Regions from separate parts of the Homo sapiens genome. Here region 2 is linked to region 1. Evidence: read pairs that join two places in POLR2A ChIA-PET (ENCODE). Cell type or tissue: K562. All regions are shown on one strand. Links, peaks and the distances in the headings refer to the core of each region. The heading gives the core; the rest is flanking DNA.

What was found. ChIA-PET counts read pairs that join two places held together with the same protein. Peaks named below come from ENCODE experiments on the same cell type or tissue, not always from the same donor. Only the 100,000 strongest peaks of a DNase experiment are listed, where the experiment ranks them.
Region 2: POLR2A ChIA-PET joins it to region 1 with 7 read pairs; 10 of 35 experiments call an interaction of 5 or more read pairs at or near these places.

The regions. Positions count from the first base shown.
Region 1 is chr12:1,693,215-1,701,549 of GRCh38, reverse strand. The region is part of intron 1 of ADIPOR2 (adiponectin receptor 2); the gene reads right to left. It also overlaps the pseudogene LOC100533654. Among named protein-coding and RNA genes, the nearest start is that of ADIPOR2, 6.3 kb to the right of the region's middle. In K562, for the core only: no CTCF peak of the experiment used is centred there; no DNase peak of the experiment used is centred there; H3K4me3 peaks cover 14 bases.
Region 2 is chr12:1,619,769-1,628,103 of GRCh38, reverse strand. It overlaps a transcript of WNT5B not described here. Among named protein-coding and RNA genes, the nearest start is that of WNT5B, 5.3 kb to the left of the region's middle. In K562, for the core only: no CTCF peak of the experiment used is centred there; a DNase peak (open chromatin) is centred at 4,977.

The DNA.
Region 1 (8,335 bases), core at 263-8,262:
AAAGACAAATTATAGAATAAGCAGAATATATCATTTACATCAAATCTGAAAATATGCAAAGCAATACTATGATTTGTGAATATATACCCATGTAGTAATTACATAAAAACATGCATTAAAAATGATCAGGCCAGGAGTGGTGGCTCACACCTGTAATCCCAGCACTTTTGGGAGGCCGAGGTGGATGGACTGCTTGAGCACAGGAGACCAGCCTGGGCAACAGGCGAAACCCAATCTCTACAAAATATACAAATATTAGCTGGGCACAGTGGTGTAAACCTGAGTTCCCAGCTACTTGGAAGGCTGAAGTGGGAGGACTGCTCAAGCAAAGGAGATGGGCTGCAGTGAGCCATGATCATACCCCTGTACTCTAGCCTGGGTGACAGAGTGAGACCCTGTTTCCAAAAAAAAAAAAAAAAAAAGATCAACACCATACTCAGAATAATAGTTAACTTCTGGGAAGAAAGTAAACTGTAATCCAAGAAGTTGCTTCAACTGTACATGATTTTTTTTCCTCAAAAAAATGAGAAATATGGGAACATGCTAAGATATGCTACAGCTGTATGGTTAATATATGAATGTTAATTATATTGGTCTCTGTAGTCTCATGTATGTTTGAAATATTTTAAGGAAAAAAAACATATATTGGCCAAATAAAACATACATCTGCAGCCTAAATTCAAATCAACCCCTAAAATGTATTTCATTGGCTTGAAATCTTAATGCTTAGCCCTCACCTTTTTTTTTTTTTTAAATCTAGGGCCACTAACAACAACAAAACAGCTTTTATATAATGTCCAGTTTAAATAGTTTCTTAGAAATCTGTGAAGAGAGGATTTCACCCCTGAAAAATTGGTCTTGTTCCTCCTTTTAGTTTAGTGCTATGTATTTTACCATACTTCCATTTTTACCCTCGCTGCCAAGCAAACTCAAACCCAATTTTTATTCTTAGTCATTGAATTATGCTGTCACTTGGGAAAAGAATATATGCTTTGTCCTTTCCCTGATTTCTTCTTTTTACACATATTTTATTACACTTCCAGATCTTTTATTTTAAGTTACCAGATATCCTTTCTGGAAGAAATAGGATAAAATAAATTTCAAGAAAATAAAGTCAATCTTCTGTGCCATTCTGCTGAAGTTTTCATAATGTAACCCCTACCACAAAGACATCCTCCTTAACCAAAGGAATGGATACATGGATACAACTAGGCATACATGTTCACTAAACTTAATTTCAAAACATACAAGATTAAAGTGAATATGCTGTCAATGAAAAATAATCAGCTGATATACTAACAACAAACATACAAAAGAAAGGCCTAAATGGCCAAAGTGTAATAAGCTAACTAATTTTGCCCCTTTTAAGACCATATGCTTTGTGTTTTGTTCTCTAGTACACAGACATTGTGGAAATAAGAATATTCTTATATTCAATAAATCCAGTAAGAATGTGTAATATGATCAGTTATAAAGAAAATATCATTTTGTTGTAGTCTTCCATTAAAAAACTTAAGTGTCCTTTTCCAGTTATTTTTCCCATGCCTGAAGATAATCTGGCAATTCTCAGAATTTAGCTTCCCTTTTCCTTCTGTCTGGACACTTGTCTAATTAAGCCAATCTATAATATCATTGGCCAACATATATCCCCTTCTAACACATGGTATACTCCAATCCAGAAAACTCAAAACCATAAGTAATGTTAAACAAATCCCCTTTTTAATAAATTCCTCAACTTCCAATTTCTAAATACCAAATGTACTTATAAAATAGGCTAATTATTTCCTAACAGGTCCTAAGATATCAGTTCGTCCTATTTAACTTATCTTAGAGTTGAAAGATGAGAGACAACATATGCCAAAGTGACAATTTTATAATGAAGTTTTTCTTTTCTTTTTAAGACGGAGTTTCGCTCTTGTTGCCCAGGCTGGAGTGCAATGGTGCTATCTCGGCTCACCGCAACCTCTGCCTCCCGGGTTCAAGTGATTATCCTGCCTCGGTCTCCCAAGTAGCAGGGATTACAGGCAGTGGCCATGATGCCTGGCTAATTTTTGTTTTTGGTTTTTTTTGTTTTGTTTTGTTTTAGTATTTTCAGTAGAGACGGGGGTTTCGCCATGTTGGCCAGGCTGGTCTCAAACTCCCAACCTCAGGTGATCCGCCCACCTTGGCGTCCCAAAGTGCTGGGATTACAGGCCTGAGCGACCGCACCCAGCATGCACTGCAGTTTTTCAAGTTTGTATTTCACAATTTGAAAATATTATTTTTAACAAAATTAAAGCACTTCACTCAGCAGTAACCCCAACAGTTACTGGTTCATGAACCAATTTAGATTTTTAAAAGACCATTTACTTACCACCTGCTATATACCGGAACTGCCAGTAGATTATCAAGAAAGTTACACGTTCCTTACCCTCAAGAAATATATAGTCTATTAGGCAGGCACCCAGATTCTTTTTGATCAGTGATAACAAAACCATATGCTTTCAAGAGCCAAGCAGAGAATGTAAATAGGTGAAGCAGCTCCACCTAAGGGAGGCCCGGGAACAGAATGCATGCTCCACCTGAAGTAATCGTAAATCAACTTTAAAAGAATGCTATTGAAACAAAGCATATCTCCCAGTTAGATAGAATATACTGCAAATGCTTAACCTCCTATCAGATAAACAAAGATTTTTTTTTTTAATTTGTAATGACACAGAGAAGCTAGACTCCACCCACATTTCTGGTGAGAGTTTACATTGCTGTGACCTTTCTGGGTGGCAATGTGATAACACACATCAAAATGAAAAATGTGTTTTCTTCAACTATTACAAAATTACTAAAGGGGAATTAGCTTGCAATAAATATACATAAAATGTATGGGCAATTTACAATCCATTTATATAATCTAAATATCCATCAGTAAGAGCAGTATTAAGTTATAGCATATCCATTTAATAATACTACACTAGAGAACTACTAAAAAGAAGAGAGTAGATGCAGATGTAAAGTAAGCCACAAATATTAATTTTAAAAACACACACACAGGGCCTGTCATGGTGGCTCAAGCCTATAATCCCAGCACTTTGAGAAGCTAAGGCAAAGAGGATCACTTGAGTCCAGGAGTTCAAGGCCGGCCTGGGCAACATGGCAAAACCTCGTCTCCATTAAAAATGCAAAAATTAGCCTGGCGTGCATCTATAGTCCCAGCTACGTGGGAGTCTCAGTTGGGAGGACTGTTTGAGTTCGAGAGGGCAGTGAGCCGTGATTGTGCCATGGCACTCCAGCCTGGGTGACAGAGCAAGACCCTGTCTCAGAAATTAAATAAAATACACACACACACACACACACACACACACACACAATCAGCCAAGACAGCACCACCTGCTGAGCTCCCAAACACTGTTTCTGGTCACATCCAGAAGTACAACGCCACAGCTCCACACCACAGCTGAAATGGGTTTGCAAATGTCAGCAGTACGGGTTCTCTGAGAACTACTCACTGTGGATCCAGTCTACAGCCAACATGTCCTGCAGAAACTAGCTGCCCAGTAACAAGCAGCAGTTATAGAATCTAATAAAGTGGAGCCACTGGCTGACATTAAAGGGTTACTACAGCAGTACTATATACACTACAAATCCAATATGGAGATTCTCAAATTAAAACCAATAAACCTGGCAAAGAATTGACAGAGCTGGTGATATTTATGGCACAGATTGGTCACTGTTACCCAGAACATCTAAGTAACTTTCCTCAAGAGCTAAAAGATCTACTTTCCTACAATTATACTGTACTGTCTTGAATCAAAATCATCTAATAACATTTTACAAAGCTTTGATCTTGCTGAGAAGTATCATATCCATCCATCAAGTTTGCTAGAGCTCTTTTTTGAACTTCCAAGTTGCCATAATAAGCTTTTGAGACTTTACATACTCATGTTGTGACTGATAGCAAGAATATAACTGTAAAACACAAGAATAAAGTGGATATAGTACTGCAGAATTTCATATACATCGTGTTAAGAGACAGCAATGTAACTGCAGCCAAGATATCTTTGGATGTGATGACTGAACTCTACAAGAAACATCCGGACTGATGCCAAAACTGTCAATGTCATCACAACTGCATGTTTTGAGATATTGGTTGCCACCTTGACATTCTTCCTAGGATAAGATGAAGAAGAGAAACAAATAGGACAGACTCAGAATCTGAGGATAAAGTGACAAGAGACCTACAAGTGCAGTATGTCACTGGGAAGAGTGGCTCCAAACACAAAACACTGAAAAGGTTATGAAAAGTGCCCAGGAAACAAAAGAAGAAAAAACTCACAGTGTTTAACTTTTAAGCTATTAGCTTTATTCATGATCCTCAAAGTTTTACCAAAACACTCCTGAAGCACACAGCTAGAAATCTCTAAGCAGAGGTTTGAGTTAACATGATGCTCATAAATCTTATCTCCAGATTGGCAGAAATTCATAAGCCCTCTAACTTCTATGCCTTTGGGCAAAAGTTTCTGCTGCTGCACCACAGAGAAGTAACAGAAATCACTGTTTGCTAAACATGCATTTCATCACCTGTTAGTCCCAGAGATCACTCAGTTATTGCTCATGACTGTGACCATCCATTATGTTATGGACAAGAACTTTAGGGAAGACATGACAGTCCAAATCAGTGCTATAAGAGGTAATAGCTCAATGTCCCCTAGCCATGACAGAAGAACTTCCTCAAGACCTGTCCCAGTATAAAACACACAAGGATAAGAATATGATGCTGTCTACTATAACTGTGATTCAGTTCTTCCAAATCCTCAGATGATGCAGAATTCCAGGGTAAGCTGACAGAGGCCCCAGTAAAATCAACAGTGCAAGAATATGGCCAGGGACAATGGCTCCTGCCTGTTAAATCCAGCTATTCAAGAGGCTGAGGGAGGAGGATCGCTCGAGGCCAGGAGTTCAAGACCAGCCTGGACAACATGGCAAAACCCTGTTTCTACAAAAAATACAAACATTAGCCAGGCATGGTGGTGCATGCCTGTAATCCCGGCTACTTGGGAAGCTGAAGTGGGAGGATCACTTGAGCCCATGAAGCGGAGGTTGCAGTAAGCTACGATTGCACCACTGCACTCCAGTCTGGGCAACAGAGTAAGACGCTGTAACCAAAAAAAAAAAAAAGAAGGAAAAAAGAAAAGAGAAAGAAAAAGAGAAGGCTGAAAATGATAAAGATGGGTGGGGAAGCACCAGTCTCAGTGAGGAGGAGGGTGCTGCTGGTGAATCTGTTGACAAGTAGAAACTGCAAGAAATCTCCTAGAAGCTGAACAGCACCCATGGAGGAGTGAAAAGCCAAACTAAACGATGACTTCTAGAAAATCTGCATGGCTCAACTAAGGAAAAAATTCAGTGCTGCCCCCAGGGAAAGCCCAAGAGGAAATGTATTGAAATAGTGATAAGGAGCAAGTAATTTTTTCTAACATTGATGACAGTCATAAAAAGCCAAAGTCTGACAAGGAGACATGACTAGCAACTGCAATGGCTGGACAGACCAAAAAGAATTTATGAGGAAGAAAACCAAAATGAATCATTTTCCAAATCCAGAGATAAAGAGAAAAAAGAAGAACTTTGATGATTAGGTATAGCCAGAATGTCCCGTCAAAAAAAATAAGCATTCCTTTGGGGAAAAGCTGCTGCCACTATGAGATACACTTAAAAAAAAAAATAGAAAAATAAAAAGAGAGAAAAAGTAACATCCAAGCCAGCCTTCCATTCCCAAAATAAATTGTCATTAATCTGAAAATTAGTAAATCAAGAATGTTTACATTAGAAAGTCCAAAAGCACTATATCCTGAAAACCACCAAAAAAGGTGAATGACTGCTGAATGACGGGTTTCGTCATTTTTTTTTTTTTTTTTTGAGATGGAGTTTTGCTCCTGTTGCCCAGGCTAGAGCGCAGTGGTGCAATCTCGGTTCACTGCAACCTCCACCTCCCAGTTTCAAGCGATTCTCCTGCCTCAGCCTCCTGAGTAGTTGGGATTACAGGCGCGCGCCACCATACCCAGATAATTTTTTTTTTAATATATTTTTGGTAGAGAGGGGGTTTCATTCATGTTGGCCAGGCTGGTCCCGAACTCCTGACCTCAGGTGATCCACCTGCCTTGGCCTCCCAAAGTGCAAGGATTACCGACGTTAGCCACCACCCTCAGCCCACTTTTTTTTTTTTTTAAGAGACAGAGTCATGCTGTGTTGCCCAGACTGGTCAGAGTCATGCTGTGTTGCCCAGACTGGTCTCAAACTCCTAGCCTCAAGCAATCCTCCCACCTCAACCTCCCAAGTAGCTGGAACTACAGGCGCAAGCCACCACTGGGCTTGATCCCATTTTTGTAAAAAATAACTCTCGGCCAAGTGCAGTGGCTCATGTCTGTAACCCTAACACTTTGGGAGGCTAAGGTGGGAGGATCGCTTGAGCCCGGGAGGTCGAGGCTGCAGAGCCATGACGGCACCAGTGCACTCCAGCCTGAGATACAGAGTGAGATCTTAAAAAAACAAAACAAAAAAAAAAAAAAAACTGCAACACAAAGAATAAGCCCTATGTAAACTATAGACCAATAAATAACAACATATTGATATGGGCTCATCAAATGCAATAAATGTGCCAAATTAATGCAAGATGTTTGCAATAGGAGAAACGAGGGAAGGGAAGGGAATATGGGAACTTTCTGTGCTATCGGCTCAAATTTCTGTACATCTAAAGCTGCTAAAAAAAAGTGTAATTTTTAAATTCTGAATATGCAGACAAATCTGCAAATAATTACTTGTATATGCACACAAAGAGAGGTGAAAAGACCTATATCAAACTGTTGCCCCTGGTTATCTACAAAGGATGAAAACTGGAAACTAGCGCATGAGAAGGAATTTTTTTACATTATACAGTTGGCCCTCCATATCCATGGGCTCTTATGTCTGTGGATTCAACCAAGCTTGGATCCAAAAAGTTTAATATAGCATCTGTATTTGAAACATGCAGACTTTTTTTTCTTGTCTTTATTCCCCAAACAATACAGTATAACAACTATTTACATAGCATTTATATTCTATTAGGTATTATAAGTAATCTAGAAATGATATAAAGTATTTGGGAGGATATGCACAGGTTATATGCAAATACTATGCCATTTATATCAGAGATTTGAGCATCTGTGCATCTTGATATTCACCAAAGGTCCTAGAAGCAGTCCCTACAGACACCAAGGGATGACAGTATATCTCTGGACTGTCTAAACTTTCTACACTGAGCAATAATGTAAGTAGAGGCTCTGTAGCATATTGTTAAGAATTTGGGTTTCTCAAATCAGACTGCATGAAATCAAATCCTAGCTCCACCATTTGCTAGCTGATAAACTTCCAACAGTTACTTAATTTTTCTCCTTGCCTTAGTTTCCTCACCTGTAAAACAGAAATCATAGTATACACTCACAGAGCTGCCACAGCAATTAAATAATTTCATACACGTAAAGTAGTGGAAATTGTCTAGTACATAGTAAGTGCTCAATAAATGTTAACCAGCATCTTCATTACCAAGCATTTATTATTCCTGGATTTTCTTTTTAAATCTTGACTGGTAAGACTAATCATGAAAACCCGGTTCATAAGCCCCTTTCTAGAAAGACCTCCAATGCAGAAAATACAAAAGCAATCAAAATCCAAATACAAATAATGAAATACTTCTTAAAAAAGCAGATTACAGGGCTGGGCACGGTTGCTCACACCTGTAATCCCAGCACTTTGAGGGGTGAGGCAGGTGGATCACATGAGGAGTTCGAGACCAGCCTGGCCAACATGGTGAAACCCCGTCTCTACTAAAAATACAAAAAAAAAATTGGCCGGGCTTGGTGGCGCACACCTGTAATCCCAGCTACTAGGGAGGCTGAGGCAGGAGAATTGCTTGAACCCAGGAGGCAGAGGTTGCAGTGAGCCAAGATCGTGCCATTGCACTCCAGCCTGGGCAACAAGAACGAAACTCCGTCTCAAAAAACAAAATGAACAAAAAAAAAAAAAAGCAGATTACAAACCAACATTTATCAATTTGAGTTCATTTATATAAAAAATAATCACCAACAAATTCTATAATCACAGAAAAAAAGCCCCAAGTGGTGTACTTGTAAATAACTTTTACTTTCTCCTTTACAATTTTCTGACTCATTTAAATTTTCAACATTGACTATGTATCATTTTTAATGGAGCTCGGCAAACTTTTTATATTAAGGTCCACATAGTAAATAAATATAAGGTGTTACAGGCCACATGGCTCTCTGGCACAACTACTCAACTCTGCTGCTGTACCCCAAAAGAAACTACAGACAAT
Region 2 (8,335 bases), core at 136-8,135, 73 kb after region 1:
AAGATGCAAAATTCCCAATCAGGATCCTTCCAGAAGCCAGAATGAGCTGGTCAGACATCTGCTCTGTTCCTCCTCTTCATTCATCCATGCAGCCATTCAATACATTCATTAATCAAATGAATTACACCCTGGGTGCCTAATATGTGCCAGTTACTGCTCTAAGTGCCAGAGACATGGCAGTGAACAAACAAATGTATCATAAGTTAGGTCCAGTGAATACTATGAGGAAAATAAAGAGGGGACCAGAATCAAGAATGGGAAGGGGTGGTAGCATACTTGATGTAGGGTTCTTGGGAAGACTACTCTCTGAAATATCTGTGCCCCCAAAACCACTGTGTAGGCAGGATGGTGGGAGGGGATGTAACGATGCTACACCTCCAAGACCCCCTCTAGAGCACATCCAAGGTCCCTGCTGAGATGGCACTGTCCCACTTCACCATCACAACCAAAGAGGTGCGTGTTGGAAGACAGGAACTCCAAGATCTCCTCCTTTTTCTGCTAGGACTCAGTCACTCACTTTCATTTCCTTAAGGGGCCATGTCCATCCAGCCTAGAGTTAAGAGACCAAAAAGAGAGACCGGGACAGGTAAAGCTGAGACCCCAAGCAACTCTGTGCTTTCCACCATACTTCAGAGCAGTGCCTGAAACAACATCTCTGCCCCACAGGATGAGGGGTTGATTTCAGGTCATTAGCCATTCACACAAACCCACTGATATCTAGAACTGACTTCCCCAGCACCCAGGGACTCAAGCATCTCAAGACTCCTGCAGGAAATGGAGCCACCTCCCACATCTGCCCCTCTCCTCAGACAGGCACCGTCACATCCAGAAACCTGTCCAGAAATAGCCACGAGCCTAGGTGGGGACCTCTTCAAGGGTGCTGAGCAGGCCTCCTTTGTCACTGAGGCCACACCTTCCAAGATGCCTTCCCTGACCATCCCTCCCAGAGAAGGCCCCCATCGCCATTATTCTACTTCTAGCTTCTTGCATGTTTTAGCCGCAGCATTTAATGTGCCATGGAATAGTGTGGCGTGCTCATCTGTTGTGGTTTTGTTTCTTTCCCTCATATGCTCTGGAAACGGTCTTATTTACCATTTTTCTCCCCAGTGGATAGGATAGTACACAGGGGTATGTGGGAGTTGCTAGAAAAATATTTGTTGACTGAAAGAAAAGAAAAGCACTCTTACTTGGTCACCCAGTGGGGAGCTATAGAATGTGTAATTTAAAAATACATTTGGCGGCCGGGCGCAGTGGCTCACAACTGTAACCCCAGCACTTTGGGAGGCCGAGGCGGGCAGATCATGAGGTCAGGAGATCGAGACCATCCTGGCTAACACGGTGAAACCCCGTCTCTACTGAAAATACAAAAAAATTAGCCCAGTGTGGTGGCGGGCGCCTGTAGTCCCAGCTACTCAGGAGGCTGAGGCAGGAGAATGGCGTGAACCTGGGAGGCGGAGCGTGCAGTGGGTCAAGATCGTGCCACTGCACTCCAGCCTGGGCGATAGAGTGAGACTCCGTCTGAAAAAAAAAAAAATACACTTGGCCTGGAGTAGTGGCTCACGCCTGTAATCCCAGCACTTTGCGAGGCCGAGGCAGGTGGATTACCCGAGGTCAGGAGTTCGAGACCAGCCTGATCAACATGGAGAAACCCTGTCTCTACTAAAAATACAAAATTAGCCAGGCACGGTGGCACATACCTGTAATCCCAGCTACTCGGGAGGCTGAGGCAGGAGAATTGCTTGAACTCGGGAGGTGGAGGTTGCAGTGAGCTGAGACTGCGCCATTGCACTCCAGCCTGGGCAACAAGAGTGAAACTCTGTCTCAAAAAAAAAAAAATACACTTGTGGCCAGGTGCAGTAGCTCACACCTATAATCCCAGCACTTTGAGAGGCTGAGGTGGGAGGCTTGCTTGAGCCCAGGAGTTCAAGACCAGCCTAGGCAACACAGTGAGACCCTGTCTCTACAAAAAAATCTAAAGTTAGCCGAGCATGGTGGTGCCTGGGAGGCTGAGGCCAGAGGATCGCTTGAGCCCAGGAGTTCAAGGCTGTAGTGAGTCGTGATTGTGCTATTGCACTTCAGCGTGGGTGACAGATTGAGACCCTGCCTCAAAAAAAAAAAAAAAAAGAGAGAGAAAAAAAACAGGCAGGGTGCGGTGGCTCATGCCTGTAATCCTAGCGCTTCGGGAGGCTGAGGCAGGTGGATCACTTGAGGTCAGGAGTTTGAGACCAGCCTGGCCAACATGGCAACACCTATCTCTACTAAAAATACAAAAATTAGCTGGGCGTGGTGATGGGTGCCTGTAATTCCAGATACTTGGGAGGCTGAGGCAGGAGAATCGCTTGAACCTGGGAAGTGGAGCTTGCAGTGAGCCGAGATTGCACCACTGCACTCCAGCCTGTGTGACAAAGTGAGACTCCGTCTCAAAAAAAAGAGAAAAAACAAAAGAATAAAAGTACATTTGCAATTTTGTTAACATTCCTGGCATAACAGGGTAAACCATCTTAGCAGTCTTTGGAAAGGAAATGCTTCCCTTTGTGAACTCCTGGCTGCATTGCTGTTGAAGGAGGGGCCTCAGACTGGATGATTTCCATGGGACAGGGGAGGGGCAGGTGGAGGAGGAGCAGGCCTTGCTAGCTGGAGTCCTGTGGCTTCTCTCCCTTTGGCCACTCATTTCTCGTACTGTAGAGAAAGACTGTTTATGGACCTCAGCACAATAGACAAATACCTCCTAAAATGTACATCAGGTTCACTCATTTCCTTCCCAATTTCCAGGTGAGTACTCACCCTTCTGGCATCTGAACACCAGAGTAGTTCTTCGTGGTCTCACTCACAAGTGCACATAGACACAATACCAGTTTTCCCTAAAATACTAATTTTACATCATAATATTCCCCTATTTGAAAACGTATAGTGGTTCCCAGTTCTTTATTTCCAATGTGGCCTCATCTTACCTCTCATTGTTTTCCTGAATTTCCCAACATGAAGTCTCCTTTTCCAATGTCCTTCTACTCCTAGAACAAACCCCACTTTTCCCCCAAGACCTCATTCTGATCCTCTTCCCAAGGAAGCATTCTCCTCTGCTCTGCAGCAATCCAGATATTAAACTACTTTCACATCCAGGCTCAAGATTCACTCCCTCCATAAAACTGTGCTTGATTAACCCCACCCCATGAGAATCTCATTCTCATGGGTTGAGACCGAAGAGGTCTCAACCTCTTCGGCCCTTATGAATCCATGTATCTGGTCTGCACCTCCCTACCCCACTTATGCTGCCTTGGGCTGTTTCTCAGGTGAAGTATATACTTCTTACTTCTCTAGTAGATCAAATGCTTCCTAAAGGTTCAAACTTACCTTTTCTACTTTCTCTGCGAGCCCCTTTGCGCCCAGTATGGTTTTACTCAGCAGTAACAAATGTCTTTTGATTGATAACCAGTGACAATAGCTAGTATTAATCAACATTTATTGAGCACCTCTTAGTGCACTGCACTAAATGTTTCACATCTATTTTTCTCATTTAATCTCTGCCAACATTTGTGGCATATGCCATTATTATTCTCACTTTGAAAACAGGGAAACTAAAATTAAGTACTTGTTCATACAGCAATTGAATGGTTGACCCTGGCTTGGAATCCAGATCTTTCTACTCTTCCCCAAATACAGGTCCTCCCTGTCACTAGAGCATAACACCTTCTCTGCTTTCTCTTTTTTTTTTTTTTTTTTTTTTTTGAGACAGAGTCTCACTTTGTTGCCTAGGCAAGTGGCATGATCTCAGCTCACTGCAACCTCCGCCTCCCGATTCAAGTGATGCTTGTGCCTCAGCCTCCCGAGTAGCTGGGATTACAGGTGCCTGCCACCACGACCGGCTAATTTTTGCATTTTTAGTAGAGATGGGTTTCATCATGTTGGCCAGGCTGGTCTTGAACTCCTGACCTCAGGTGATCCACCTGCCTCGGCCTCCCAAAGTGCTGGGATTACAGGCGTGAGCCGCGGTACCCAGCCTCTTTCTTTTCTTCGTTGCACCATTGCCCTGTTACTACGGCTGCGAATAGTGTGAAAGTCAGAAAACAACATTCTGATATGCAGGAGATATCACAAAAAGCAAGGTTTACAAAACATGCAAAGTTACTAGTATTAATACACACACTTAGATACACACACAGCCTTGTGGGCGGAAAGAACTAGACTTCTCCCCTAGCCAAAATGATATGTGGGTTGAGAACAGGCCAGGCTGCTTAAAGCTGGAGGAATTAAAACATAATAGTTTTAAAGAGTTGGTACTTAGTTTTACTTTGGGATGGAAAAGACAAACCAGGTCAAGAGCTATGGGTCTGGAAGGGTGGATCCTGGTTTGGTGTGAGGGGCTCATGGAAGATGCAGAGGTGAGGTACAGAGTGCACGTGAAGAAACATAAGGTTTGGAGAGAACGTGGAGGGACATTTTAGATTGGCCTTAACAGTGAAACTCACCAAGAAACTATGTCCTCAGCAAGAAAGGCTCTTACTTCGATAGCACAAAACTGTCTTGCCTTTCAGTAGATATAGCGATCGAGGAGCTCTGTTCAAAGCTTAGATTTGACCATGTGACTTCTTTGCTTAAAACCCTTCAAAGAGGCCGGGCGCGGTGGCTCAAGCCTGTAATCCCAGCACTTTGGGAGGCCGAGGCGGGCGGATCACGAGGTCAGGAGATGGAGACCATCCTGGCTAACACGGTGAAACCTCATCTCTACTAAAAATACAAAAAATTAGCTGGGTGTGGTGGTGGGCGCCTGTAGTCCCAGCTACTCGGGAGGCTGAGGCAGGAGAATGGTGTGAACCTGGGAGACGGAGCTTGTAGTGAGCCGAGACTGTGCCACTGCAGTCCGGCCTGGGCTAAAGAGCGAGACTCCGTCTCAAAAAAAAAAAAAAAAAAAAAAAAAACAACAAAAAACCCTTCAAAGGTTTCCTATCTCCTAAAGGATGAGTCATAACTCCTCACCCCATTACATGACGCCTTCCAGAATCTGGCCCCGCCAACCTTTCCATCCTCTTTAGGATTTCATGCTGTGCTTTAGAACCCCAAACTCCTGATACCTCCTTACCCAAACCCATCCTGTTTCTCCCCGCTGTGCCTTGCCGACTTCTGGGAATGGTTTCTCCTCTCTCTGTGCAGAGCAAGCTCCTTTGTCATTGAGGCCACACCTTCCAAGAGGCCTTCTCTAACCATCTCTGCCAAAGAAGGCCCCCAGCAGCATCATTCTATTTCTAGCTTCTCACATGTTTTAGCCACAGCATTTAATGTGACATGGAATAGTGTGGCATGCTCATCTGTTGTGCTTTTGTTTCTGTCCCTCATATGCTCTGGAAACGGTCTTATTTACCATTTTCTCCCCAGTGGATAGGATAGTACACAGGGGTATGTGGGAGTTGCTAGAAAAATATTTGTTGACTGAAAGAAAAGAAAAGCCCTCCTCTGGCTCTCAGGGAAAGAGGAAGCAGGCCACGAAGGCCAGCCTCTCATGAAGACAAGGAGAGTCCCTTCGACTTCCATACAACTTGGTCCATTTGCTGTGAGGAAGCTGCTTGACTGTACCTCCCCTTATCTGAGAATCCACTGCTAATTGAGATTTTGGAGATTCCTGGTCCCAGACATAACTCTCTGTCTTTTCCTCAAAGACATAAGTAACATTCAGCTTCTAAGAGTAAAGGCTGGCACTGCTTAATAAGATAATGTAAAAATGTGTAAGACCTTGGGGAGTGCCCCAAGGTGCATTGGTCTAGCTGGGGAAAACAGAAAACCTGCCCAGAAAAGTACACTATAAGAAGTGTCATCTACTAAAAATACAAAAAATTAGCCGGGCGTGGTGGCGGGCGCCTGTAGTCCCAGCGACTCAGGAGGCTGAAGCAGGAGAATGGCGTGAACCCGGGAAGCGGAGCTTGCAGTGAGCCGAGATCACGCCACTGCACTCCAGCCTGGGCGACAGAGCGAGACTCCGTCTCAAAAAAAAAAAAAAAAAAAAAGAAGTGTCAGAAGAGCCTAAGGGAGCAGCTGTACTCAGGATGTGGGATTTGAGTAGGGCCTTGAAGAATATGAGGGCTTTTAACAGGAGGAAAACAGCAGAAAGGATTTCACATGAAGATGTGGTTTGGTCAAAGAGAAAATTTCAAGGTGCTTTTCGAAGAAGAGGAGAGATAGTGCAATGAAGGAGGACTTCAATAATTTCCACTGTTTTCAGAATTGCTTGTTCGTGAAATTTATGTAGTCCCTCCAAAATCTAATATGGGGCCAGGCATGGTGGCTCACATCTGTAATCCCAGCACTTTGGGAGGCCGGGATGGGAGGATCACTCGAGGCCAGGAGTTTGAGACCAGCCTGGCCGACATAGTGAGGCCTCATCTCTACCAAAAAAAAAAAAAAAAATAGCTGGATATGGTGGCACATGTCTGTAATCCTAGCTACTTAGGAGGCTGAAGCGGGAGGATCACAGGAGGTCAAGGCTGCAGTGAGCTATGATTGTACCACTGCACTCCAGCCTGGATGACAGAGGTCTCTAAAAATAATAAATGTTAAATTAACTTTTTAAAAAATCTGATTTGGTATTCCCATTGATAATTCAGCATCAATTACCCAGGAAAACTCCCATCATGACATGCTTCCAGTTTCTGGGGGCAACACTGCAGGAATGGGGTCAAAGACATAGGGGACCAGTCACCCTGGATACTGTCCTTTTGATCATAAAATGTGGGTTGAGTGAATCTTCCTAGAGAGCCAAATATAGAAGTTAAAATGCTGATTGATTACACACCTTCATATCAATCATGCGTGTTCTCTGTCTTCCAATTCTCTTCCTGTATCCAGGCCTGAAATCTTGGTATCCTTTGTGACTCCTCCCTCTTCTTTGCCTTCCACGTCAAATCAATTGCCAAGGTCTCTTGATTGTATCTCTATAGTGTTTTTTGAATATATTCCCTACTCAACATTCCTATTGTCATACTATGAGCTACTACAAGAGCCTGCTAATTGACCTCTTTTTCTCTAACAAATTGCAATATCTTATGTCCCATTCTTATCTCTTGAAAGGATAAATGAATTTCCCCATGGCAGTTCTCTAACTTTCAAAATAACAGGGTGGGGCGCGGTGGCTCACACCTGTAATGCCAGCACTTTGGGAGGCTGAGGCGGGCAGATTACGAGGTCAAGAGATCAAGACTATCCTGGCCAACATGGTGAAACCTGTCTCTACCAATAATAGAAAAATTAGCCAGGGGTGGTGGCGCATGCCTGTAGTCCCAGCTACTTGGGAGGCTGAGGCAGGAGAATCGCTTGAACCCGGGAGGTGGAGGTTGCAGTGAGCCAAGGTCGTGCCATTGCACCCCAGCCTGGCCACAGAGCGAGACTCCGTCTAAAAAAAAAAAAAAAAAATTTGCTGGGTGTGGTGGCGGGTGCCTGTAGTCCCAGCTACTTGGGAGCCTGAGGCAGGAGAATCACTTGAACCCAAGAGGCGGAGGTTGCAGTAAGCCAAGGTCGCGCCATTGCACTCCAGCCTGTGTGACAAACTGAGACTCCATGTCAAAAAAAAAAAACAACAACAAAAGAATAGCAGCACTCTTGATAGCCTCAGACCAGAAGCAACAATATCCATCAACAATAGAATGGACAAAACAATTAACTGTGATATATTACAACAAAGAATTATTATGCAGGAAGGAAAACAAACTACAAGTTACATGCAACCACATGCATGGATCTTCTGAACATAATATTGAGAAGAAGCAAGTCACAAGAAAGTATATGAACTATGGTTCCATTCATAGCAAAACTATCTTGTTTGGGGACCCACACATTGGTGGTTAAGCCATAAAGAAAAGCAAGCAAGGAAATGATGACATCAGGGAGTGGTTTCCAAGGGAGGGGGCTGTGATGAGGAAGGGGCTCGAGGAAGTTCCTGGGATACCAGCAATGTTCTATTTTCCAACCTGGTGATGGATATGTGGCAGTTCACACTACAGCAGTTTATTAAGTTGTGCATGTATTATGCTGTATGCAATTTTCTGCATTATATTAGACAACAAAAATATTTAAAAATAAAAAAGTCATATTAATACCTAATGGCTTGAAGGTCTTTATATATTATATTTTCTTGGCGGAAAGTACAATTATGGTCTCATGGGGCATGTGACCTTTTTTATTTTTATTTTTTGACTTAAAAAAGAAGATCCTCATACTCAAAAAGAAACATGTTGGGAAATTTAGGTAGAGACAACCACGTGGGATGACTATTTGAGGGCAGGTGGGGCTGGTGGGAGGGAGTTCTGTGCAAACCAATGGGTATTGCTCTCGCAGTGCCAGGCCTGGATCA